Regions from separate parts of the Homo sapiens genome. Here region 2 is linked to region 1. A link is a loop called in an ENCODE intact Hi-C map of the cell type or tissue named here. Cell type or tissue: prostate gland. All regions are shown on one strand. Links, peaks and the distances in the headings refer to the core of each region. The heading gives the core; the rest is flanking DNA.

Evidence for each region. Peaks named below come from ENCODE experiments on the same cell type or tissue, not always from the same donor. Only the 100,000 strongest peaks of a DNase experiment are listed, where the experiment ranks them.
Region 2: a loop joins it to region 1, with 6 times the contacts of the local background. A loop is called at or near these places in 84 of 110 quality-filtered maps.

The regions. Positions count from the first base shown.
Region 1 is chr20:19,586,444-19,591,826 of GRCh38, forward strand. The region is part of intron 6 of SLC24A3 (solute carrier family 24 member 3); the gene reads left to right. Among named protein-coding and RNA genes, the nearest start is that of RIN2, 170 kb to the right of the region's middle. In prostate gland, for the core only: no CTCF peak of the experiment used is centred there; a DNase peak (open chromatin) is centred at 2,548.
Region 2 is chr20:19,203,272-19,208,654 of GRCh38, forward strand. LOC101929547 (a long non-coding RNA gene) reads right to left here. Exons shown (of 3, transcript XR_007067549.1): 3 at 4,248-5,383. Among named protein-coding and RNA genes, the nearest start is that of SLC24A3, 6.7 kb to the right of the region's middle. RefSeq lists an enhancer at 4,178-4,736. In prostate gland, for the core only: a CTCF peak has its summit at 2,839 (motif pointing right); a DNase peak (open chromatin) is centred at 2,850.

The sequences.
Region 1 (5,383 bases), core at 100-5,099:
GCAGCCTTGATATGAACAGTGCACTGTTCTCCTAGAAGTGGCTGATTGGGTCAGGGGGCTAAGGAAAGCCCCGGGGCAGCCTTCCCCCTACCCTTTGCCAGGGCCCTCACCCCACAGCAGCGGCAAGGGGCACCCCATGCTGCCCGTTCCACTGATGTAGACTCGAGGGTCTCCATGCAGGATACCCCGGGTCCACCATTGCATTCTCCACTGCCCATTTTTACTTCCGTCATCTTCGTGCCTATTGATTTGTCTGGATTGCCTGGTGTGTCAGTTGCCTTCAGGTGACACGCAGAGGGACACCTGGATCTCATCGGGATTCAGCTCCAGGGCCCACAGGTGGATGGGTCCCTTCTATCTGGAAAAGGGGCTCCCAGTACATGGTGACTGAGCTCTGCTCAGCTCCTTAGACTGAATGATTTCCCTCTTCTCATCCTCTCAGTCAATGAGCTCATGTCTTAGATTTTGTGTACCCACAATATGTGCTTTTTAAATCTCCCATAAATGTAGTTAGTATTTTTTTAAAAAATGAGTCTCTGCCTTTGCCTTTGGTGCTATTTGCACTTCCCTGGCTCTCCTTTGCCTTGGACACCTGCTTGTGGCCTTCCACAGATGAACAGTTGCACCCAGCAGAAGAGTCTGTCGCTGTTAGCACTCTCCTAATTGGCATTGTCACCATCAGCAGTATGGTTATTAGTCTGGCTGTTATTAGTGTTGTCATTAGTTCATTCATCATTTGTACCTGAAGCTTGATTCACAAGCAAGCCCAAAGGAAGAGAGATAATGTAGAGAAATGAAACAAATGACTGGGGAGCATCTAGTCAGTGCCACACAACTAATTACTTATGAAATGGCTTGGATGCATGTGTGGCTCATCACTCATTAGTAACGCGGTTCATCCCAGCTTGGTTGGAACACCTGCATCAAAGGCAAAGGGCTCCCTGAACTCCAAAAAATGCTGGTGTCTGTCCCTTGACTCACCCCAGAAGGTCTTTGCTGGCTCACCTCACAACCCTGTAGCCATGGACAGAAGTAACAACCATGACTGTTGGGAGAAGCAGTCCACAGTCCACGCGATGACTCTGGATGCCAACCTTTCCTTCTGACTTTCCTGTCATGTGCCAAACTGGAGATTTTCAAGGCCATCCAGCTCAGGGTTTTGTAGGATCCTTCAAGTCTTTGCAGAGGAAGCAAAATTATGTTTTGGGAAGAACATGGGCTGGGGAATCAGACGGGTCTGGGTTTAAATCCTGATTCTGCCATTTTCTGGCTGTGGAACCCTGGAGAAGTTACTTATGTTCTCAAAGCCTCATTTTTCTCATCTATAGAGTGGGTACAAGCACACCTACTTCCTAGTGTTGCCATCAAGATGAATTGTAGCATGTTCAGCATTAATAGACCTGCTCTACATGGTAAGTCAGTCTCAGTTAGACACCATTAGCTATGCTCAGAATACGCATCCCTGGGGTTCTCACCTCCAAATTCCACCTAGGTCACTGTGATAATTTGACCAACTCATTGATGGAACTTATCTAACAGTCAAGGGTGTCCACAGCTTAATTAACAGACACAGGATACTCAGTGGGAAGGAAAGGGATAGTCAGGGAGAAGGTCTTCTAAATGTAAATCAAAGTAAGGAGATGTTCGTAGAAAAACAGTCTCAAAGGACTAGTACTTACTTCTGTGCTGTCTACCAGTGGGAGGTGAAAAAAAAGAAATGACAGCTTCCCAGCCTCAAACAGGGAGAAGCTCTCCCAGGCGGTGGAGTTGGTGCAGTGGAATGTTACGGCAAAGGCTGGATATTGGGAATTGAAGCGATTAATAAATCCAATCATGGATTTCACTTAGCATTTTATTTATGTTGATCTGCACTTTCATTTGGCTGGGAGAATTACCAGCGAGTGCCCGTGGGCCTCCCTCTATGAATTTCAGCATGGAGGGTTGCACATGACCAAGTCTGTTATCCATCTGAAATTAAAGTAATTAAGCTATAAGGTTTGAGTTCCTGTCTCAATTAGGGTTTTGATGAATTCAGTGTAATTAAATGTCTGCTGTATTTGCAGTTTGCAAACATAACCCTCGCTTTGGTGTTCACCTAAGGTGCTTTGGGGAGTTTTATGGGACAAAAAGGAAATTGCTTTTTAGAAAGTGGCTTATAGAGAGGTTCTTGGCATCACTTCAAGACATTTACAAGGCTGTGGTCCTACAAGTTTCCTTTATTTAAAAACGAAGAATAATAACAACAAAGAGAAAACACCGAGCTCTTGATGCAACATACTAATGTATCTTGTACGTTGTATTGAAGGGACTTCATGCCAGTTTTGTAAAACAATGTACTTGTGAATTTCGATCTGCCGTTCAGAGCATGTTAAGATTTAAATGCCTAACCACAAACAGAAATTATGCAGTTTAACTGCATCCCAGGTTAGGACTTTCATATTCAGGTTATTACAGGCCGGCAGATGGCTCTAGTTTATAATAAAGAGCTCCAACATCAGCCCTACTGGCATGCTTAAAATGTGCCTGATGTTCTTTGGCAAGGCCCATCTCATCTTGGCTGGGTTTGCCTTTCTTCAAATAATACTGGCTCGTTTAAACAAACCCTAGCAGCACCCAAAGATTGCACCTCTGAATTGAAATCCACCTGCATTTGGGCTTCCCCAAGAGACTCTAAGCAAGGACTCAAGTGCAAACAGTTGATTTGAAAGGTGATCCCAGGAAGTGCTTGTGGGACAGTGTGGAAGGAAGGCAAGGAAGAGAAAGCAGTGGAGGAAAGTGTGTTAGCAAGCCAGTTATCACTGTGGGTAACAGAGATCTAATTCTTCTGTGGGAACTGGGAGACAGTTTAACTGGAGAGCCACTAAGTTATCTCATGTAAGGAGGCGGGGGAGCTAGAGTATTTCTCCACCAGCTTCCATCATTCATTGGTTAAAGACTGCACTTAAGGGATATTAATTCCCCAGCATTCCAGCTTGCTGGGCTCAGGCGGAGTGGACCTTGGGGCCCAGGGAAAACCCCCAGGCAAAGAGATCTAGGGGACAGCAGTGGAAAGGGCCTGAAATGGTAAAGGTGGGGAAATATGAGTGAGCTCATAGTAAAACATTTGCTATGAACTCAAGACAAAGACTTTAAAACAATACACTTCCTGGGTCTCATCTTCAGCTCCCTTGGATGAAACACAAGCTTTAGTACTAGGCAGACTATAAAGTGTCTAGGGCCAGGACATCTTGCATTTAAAGAATTTTCTCTAATGTTAAAAATACCAGCTACTGTTTATTAAGCTTCTCTAACGTTCAGGCACCACACTAGATTCTGTAAAAATATTTGCGGAAATACACCCACTGAGTTTTAAGATAGTTATCATCCTTCTTTACAGGCAAGGAAATGGATACTGGGGGATTCAGTATTCCCCAGATGGCAAAGAGTCTATTGTCTGGTAGTTAAGACTGAATTTGAGCTCACATCAGTTGGTTATAAATTCCATTCTCCTTCCAAAAGGGGGAATCTACGATTTAAAAACCTCCAGATGTTATCATTGCATTCTTATGATTAGCCTTGGATTTTATGTGTTCTTTGGAAGTTTTGAGTGTAGGATCTGGGGTCAATGCCAAGAAAACAGACACATCAGCAAAATGGTGGTAGCCCCTGCTACAATGGAAGTATTAGATAGGTGCAAAAGTAATTGCGGTTTTTGCCATTGAAAGTAATGGCAAAAACCGCAATTACTTTTGCACCAACCTAATATTTTACTTAGCACAAACAATGTGCAGCTAGAAGTTTCTCTTATACTCAGATGGCATCTCCCACAGCTGGGCTTTTGCTTCCACCACAGATGGAGGACTCAGGCTGATAAACACAGCGGGACACCCACAGGCTGCCCCAGCTTACCCCGTACACCTTGATTTCTATCTTATTGTTCCCCAGACAAAACCCAACACACAGCTCCCCTGTTCCAATCCTGAGATGCATCCAGATTTTCCAAGAAGCTGGGGACAGAGGACAGGGGAGGCCAAAAACCACACACCCATAGTGCTGCCAAACCTAAAAATAGGGGCTGGAGGCCTAACATCCATTCCAGGGAGGGAGATGAAATTGCAAGGAAGAGAGCAAGTGATCTGTTGAGAAACCAAGAGGGCAGGTGTGGCAGAAGGCCTCATCCAGGAGCCAGCGTGCTTCCGTACATGATCCTGTGAGTAGCAGAGAGCAGAATGTGAAGTGCAGGAGTAGACCAAGGCCAAGGTCAGGTCCAGCTGAGGCAGCCAGTGAATTCCATCACACCCAGTAAAACTGGGTTTCTCCCGGCATCTTCTGCAGGCTGTGGCATCAGGAGGCAGATTCCTGTTAGAAGCAGAGCCCCAGCCCTAGCCCAAGGCCAACTGAATCAGAAGAGCAGCTCACCTGCTTCAGCTCCATCTGCAGGCTCAGCTCTCATCACGTTCTAGACCAAGCGTGGCCCTGGATGAGAGGCAGCCTCCAGCAGTTGGTCCAGGAAAGGTAGACAGTCCTGCTGAGGCCCCAGTCTTATGACTGACCATCTGCCTGAGGCTGTCTCTTGCACTGTCCCCTCATAGTTTCTTTTCTCTGGCCATCCCCACCCCAACCCCCTCAAGGCCAGGTCCTGACAGGGCCCCACACCTGATCTCCCCCTGACAGATGCTGTTGGTCCCAGGCCCAGAGTTCTGCTAAGGCCACCCACCTGGCTCTGTGCTGCTCTGTTTTCATTGCCTCTACAACTTCACCCCAGATCTCTGTGTTAGCTTTGATCTGGGCTCACAAAACGTGTGTCTTGCTTGTTCCACTTCTTTGATACGATCTCCTGAAGTCAGATTCATTCTCAGATCCACATCTAGACTAATTAGAAGCTTTCAGTTTCAGGTAACAACAAAAAAAAAATCCCAACTCTAACTGGCTTCTTAAATGAAGGAAATTTATAGATGTCTCTGAAAAATGCAAAGGAAAGTGGACATCAGGTATGACTTGATCAGGACTTCCAGCCCCATTGTTGTGATTCTTTTATCTCTAATCTCCTCTGTTTCCTTCCTCATACTAGTTTTTTTTTTTTAATGGCAGAAAATAGCTGTAGCATTTTCAGGCCTCAGGTACACATACCACTTTGGCCAGGAAAGAGAAAGAGGATGTCTCCTTGGCCACCACATCTCATTCCCCATCCCCCCATAGCATCATCAAACAAAAATCTGATTGAGCCAACTCAGGTTACCTGACCATCCCTGAACCAATCATTGTGGCAAAGGAACTAGTTACTCAATTGGTTTAGGTTAATCAAGAACCACATACCCATTTCTCCCTTCCCTCCAGAGCTAAGAATCTAATCACTTCCACCTCGAATACACAGTTTTCAGTTTATTATAAAAAGCAGAGATAA
Region 2 (5,383 bases), core at 303-5,302, 380 kb before region 1:
ATTTGAGGCTCCTATGATACATATGTTGCATCACACGTATGAGGCTCTATTCATTTTTATTCATTCTCTTTTCTTTTTCTTTTTCAAACTACACAGTCTCAATTGATCTGTCTTCAAATTTGCTGATATTTTCTTCCGCCTGCTCAGATCTGCTGCTGAAAACCTCCAGTGAATTTCTTATTTCAGTTATTGCACTCATCAACTTCAGAATTTCTATTTGTCTTATTTTTAAAAGCAGTTTCTATCTCTTTATTGAAAGTTTCTATTTTGTAAGACATTTAAAGACATGGTTTCTTTAATTCTTCAAACATATTTAAAATAGTTGATTTAAAATCTTTGTCTAGACTACACATTGGGTACAGTGTACACTGCTCAGGTGATGGGTAACCAAAATCTCAGAAAACACCACTTAAAAACTTATTCATGTAACCAAACACTACCTGTTCCCCAAAAACCTACTGAAATAAAAAAAATAAAAGTAAAGTATTTGTCTAGTGTGTCCAATATCTGGGCTTCCTCAGACACTGTATGTTAACTTCTGGTAGTTGTTGTTATGGGTTATACTTTCTTGTTTCTTTACATGTCTAAAAATTTTTAATTGACAACTGAACATCTCCAGTAACATAACATGACAAGTCTGAAAATCATATTCTTCCTCTTCCTTAGGGTTTGCTGTTGTTGCTATTAATACAACCTGGGCCAGGCATGGTGGCTCATGCCTATAATCCCAGCACTTTGGGAGGCTGATGCAGGAGTATTGCTTGAGGCCAGGAGTTCAAGATCAGCCTAGCAAGATCCTGTCTCTACAAAGAATGAAAAAAGAAAATACAACCTGTAGAGGGGCCCTTCTGTTTTCCTCTCCCCATTCCTCGTTGTTCATTGTTTGAGCACAGCTCTCTTTTCTAGTTGTCATTCAATGCTTCAGAAAAATGGCAAATAACTATTTACATGACAGTTGAATACCGCAGTAATCATTGTTGCAGATAAGATTCATCAATGGATGTTAAAATTAGCGGGTGAAATTTTGAAGAGAAACAAAATTTGCATAGCTTCAAAGTACCTTTCCCAAAATATTAACTCCATGTTATCAAGGTTAGCACGAATAATAAGACATATTGACATCAGAAATCCCATGGTATGAGGCAATGAGAAGGACATGGCATAATTCCATTACCATGATGCATAACCTCATCCAGATAATGAGAACATATTAGACAAAACTAAATTGAGGGGCATTTGTGAAATAAATCATTCGTACTCAAAAGTGTCAAAGTCATGAAAGTAAGGAAAGACTGGGGAAAAATTTATGAAACTTGAATAAGTTCTGTAGTTTATTTAGTACTATTGTTGCTACGTTAATTTGTAGCTCTCGTTATTTTACCATCCATACACAAAGTGATAACATTAGGATGAGATCCATGAAGGGCCTCTTGGGATTCTCTGTACTATTTTTATGACTTCTGTAAGGCCAAAATTAGCTCAAAATAAAAAGTTAAACAAAAATGGTTGTACCCAAGGCGGGAGGACCACTTCAGGTCGGGAGTTCTAGATCAGCCTGGCCAACATAGTGAAACTGCATCTCTACTAAAAATACAAAAATTAGCCAGACGTGGTGGCACATGCCCTTAGTCTCAGCTACTTGGGAGACTGAGGCAGGGGAATGGCTTGAATCTAGGAGGCGGAGGTTGCAGTGAGCCAAGATTGTGCCACTTCACTCCAACCTGGGCAACAGAGCAAGGCTCTGTCTCAAAAAAAAAAAAAAAGTTATATCTACTTTTTAGCATCTCAAAGGAATAATTTTTATTCGTTTAATAATTTTTGTCATCTTACTCAAAAACTTGATATTTTTGGACATGGTATTTTAATGAGAACATGACTAATGCCGACTATGGGTAGGAACACTTTGAAAAAATAAAAATGATTTCACCAAGATATGCTCAAATTCTCATGATACTTATTCATCAGAGTTTAAGTTATACCCTGTTTTGTGTTTAAAATGCATTATGCACTGGTGTTGTTGAACTAACATAGTTTACAATGATGTGGGATTTAACGTCGAAATTTTTCTTTTCAATATTATATGGAATAGGGTGTGTTGCTATTCTCAGCTAAATGTTTGATGCTGTAGCTGGAATTCTTATTCCTTGGAGACTTTAGAAGCTATTGCTTGTAGACTACTTTAAATGCTTAAACGTTGGGAATTTGGTTCTTGTGGTTTTCCATATTTAAGAGGTGTTTAAAAGCAAATGAAACGTGGAAAGTTGAAAAAATGAAAAGGTATGTGTAATCGTGAGTGCTGTAACATATAGTTAGCTATGAATACGGGTAGTTATGAATTCCTAGTCATCTCATCTATGAGGAAATATCAACCAAATCTATGCTTTTCAATCTGTGCATTTTGTTAAAATGCAAGTTCTAATGCAGTGGTCCCAGGAGTCTACCTTTCTAACTAACTCCCAGGTCATGCCACCAACTCCTAGTGCCTGCTGGTCCAGGGACAACATTTGGAGTACCAAGAACTTAAATGATTGGAAAGAAAATGCTATGCATGAGTCCTGTCTATTTCTGGCATAAACTTTCAAAGAAAGGGACTTAATTTTTAAAAAGTGAAATATTTAAGTACCTAAAGGAACTCTTTGAGAAACTCTTGCCAGTGAAACAAACTCGGGAGACAGGAAGAGCTGCATGCGACACACCAGTCATCTTAATGTCACATGTCACCTGACTGGAAATGTGGAAAGAAATGAGGCTGTGAAGTCAAAGATTAAGCTGAACCAGTCAAGGGCAGGTAGGAAACACATCTCAGGCACACAGAAATCCCCCAGCAGGAGAATTACCGCTGCCACCAGGGGGCGCACCGCCACAGCGATCCTAGGAAGAGCATCTGGACCCAATCATTCTGCAGTTCTGGGGCTGGAAACCTGGGCGATGAACTGAGATGAGGAGATGGACACAGCACTGTATAACGTGAGACCATCCCATTAGCCTCAGGTCTCTCTGAGGATGACGACTTGGTGATGGGTCATGTGTTTACCACTCAAGTTTTTGCACTGGACAGCTGAGCTGGGCTTGAAGTGGATTCCGCAGTCAGATTTGAGGCCCTGGGCAAGAGGGGTTTGCTGTGATTATCCCCATCAGAATAACACAGGGCTGTCTAAAGTACAAAGAGCCAACTGACTTTGGCATCTCTCTCATCTGAATGTTTTGTATTTTCAAAATGCTTCATTGCCGCAAAGCACCCTTCTGTGGAAAGGTTGGCATCATCTTTTACCATTGAGGAAACTGAGGCACAGGGGAGGAATGGACTATACTTTAGATCTGTGGCCAAATCAGAATCAGAATTCCAGCTTCTTGCTCCAGCCGTAGCAGACCACCTGGCTGGGCTGCCTTTCCCCTGTCATCTCAGGGCTCCTCCGAATGAGCCTCGGGCACAGAGCTGCCAGCCATGGCAGGGAGGAGCAGCTCCTTGGAAGCCAGGCCTGGAGGCCCAGCCTAGCCTCATGCTCAACCCTGCCAAAGTCAAACCATTTCAATTCCTTTCATTTAAGTCAACTTGCCTTAACTGCTTACACATGAGCAGATTCTTTTAATTTTTCTTTATTTTTTTAATTAATAAAATTGGACATACTGATGGAAGAAAAATAATTTTAAAGCTATGGAAGAGTATAAAATAAAAAGTGAAAGTCCCTCTACATTCTCTGATCCCCAACCCCAAATCCTGTAATCCCACATCCCAAAGTAATCAGAGATAGAGAGAGAGAGATGATTTTGCTTAACTTTACAAAAATGGGATTATACAATTCATAGTGTAGCTTCTTTTTTTTTCCACTTAAGATGTACTGCATATCATGGTCTACCAGGATGAAGTTTTGAAATTTCAAAATGCTAAAACATTTTTTAGATCTATTGTCTTGATTTAAAATATAGGATACCTAAGCCTAATATTTGTATATTAACAAAAATAAGCCCTCAGGGCTCTCCCCAGGCTCCTCTGCCACACTCAGCACCTTGTCTGCCCAAGTTTACGAGGGCAAAATTAAATTAGTGGCATGTATGTGTTTTCTTTCTGAATGATCCTGACAGAATGAACAAATTCCTCAAATTGTGAATACTTAATGTTTGTCCTCTGTGGATTTAAAATTTTAATCTCTTTATTATTTATGTGGTTCTGAATTATTTCTTACAGGAGTCTTTAAGAAACATAGTACTCAAGTGAAAAATGAAATACATATAGACATAGCTACAGGTTGTGTTTTCATACTCTGTCTTTATTTCTTCCAAACACCCCAAACAAGTCAATTTAAAATATCAACAAATAGGTGCTGGGCGGTATATTTTTTGCTTTTTAGACTTGCCCTCCAGGATTTACCAAAAAATACATGCCAAGCTGTCCCTTTCTCTGAAACAGCAGGTCTCAAATCTTAATATGAAAGGATACCTGGGACCTTGTAAATAGGGCAGATTGTTGGGCTTCCTGAGTCCCACATCCTCAGGATAGGTTGGGAATGCACCTTACTAACAAGCTCCCACATACTTTTTCTGCCCAGCAGAAAGGAATTTGATTGACAGGATCCTCCATGAGTTTGTCATGGCCTGGGTGTGACTCTTTCCTGATGGAACCTATTCTACTTTCCTCTCATTTAGAGAAAAAGGAAATGGGTTGTACTGACTTTTGCCATTAAAAGCTGCCTCAAGGTCTAACGCACATTGCAGGAATTTTTCTGTGCTTGTCTTTGACAGCTTGGCCCCCTGAAGTTTCCCAGTGGACCTGTTGTCCTGCAGTTTCCCTTGGGCTCCTCCTTATGTAGTGTAGCTGGTTTGAGAAGCAGCTGATGACTGTTTCAATTTCAACTGAAGTTCCTTACAAAACTAGCCAATCTGGGAGGTCATTTGTCTCTGATCCAGATGTAGTGGTTTGATTATTCTTGGCTTATACTAAAGTTGGAAGGGAACTGAAGCATCAGGTGAAAACCACCTACACCTTCACAGTGTGAAAAAGAACAAATCACAGCTATGCACACCACAATGGACAGACATCACAAAAACGAAGATGGGCAAAAGGAGCCTCCCTTTATCTGAGGTTCAAGGACAGGCAACAATGATCTAGGGTACAGGGTTGGGAAGAGGCACTATCTCTGGGGAATTATTGCCTGGTGAGGGGCTGGCACAGGGAGACTTTCAGGGAGAGCAGGAAATGTTCCATGTCTTGGTCTGGAACCTGTGAGGATGTATACGTATATACAGAGTCATTGAGTTAATGCTTAAGCTGTGTGCGTTTTGCCTCATGTATGTTATACTTCAACACATTTTCTTTTTTTTTTTTTTTTCTTCTGAGACAGAGTCTCGCTCTGCCACCCAGGCTGGAGTGCAGTGTCGTGATCTC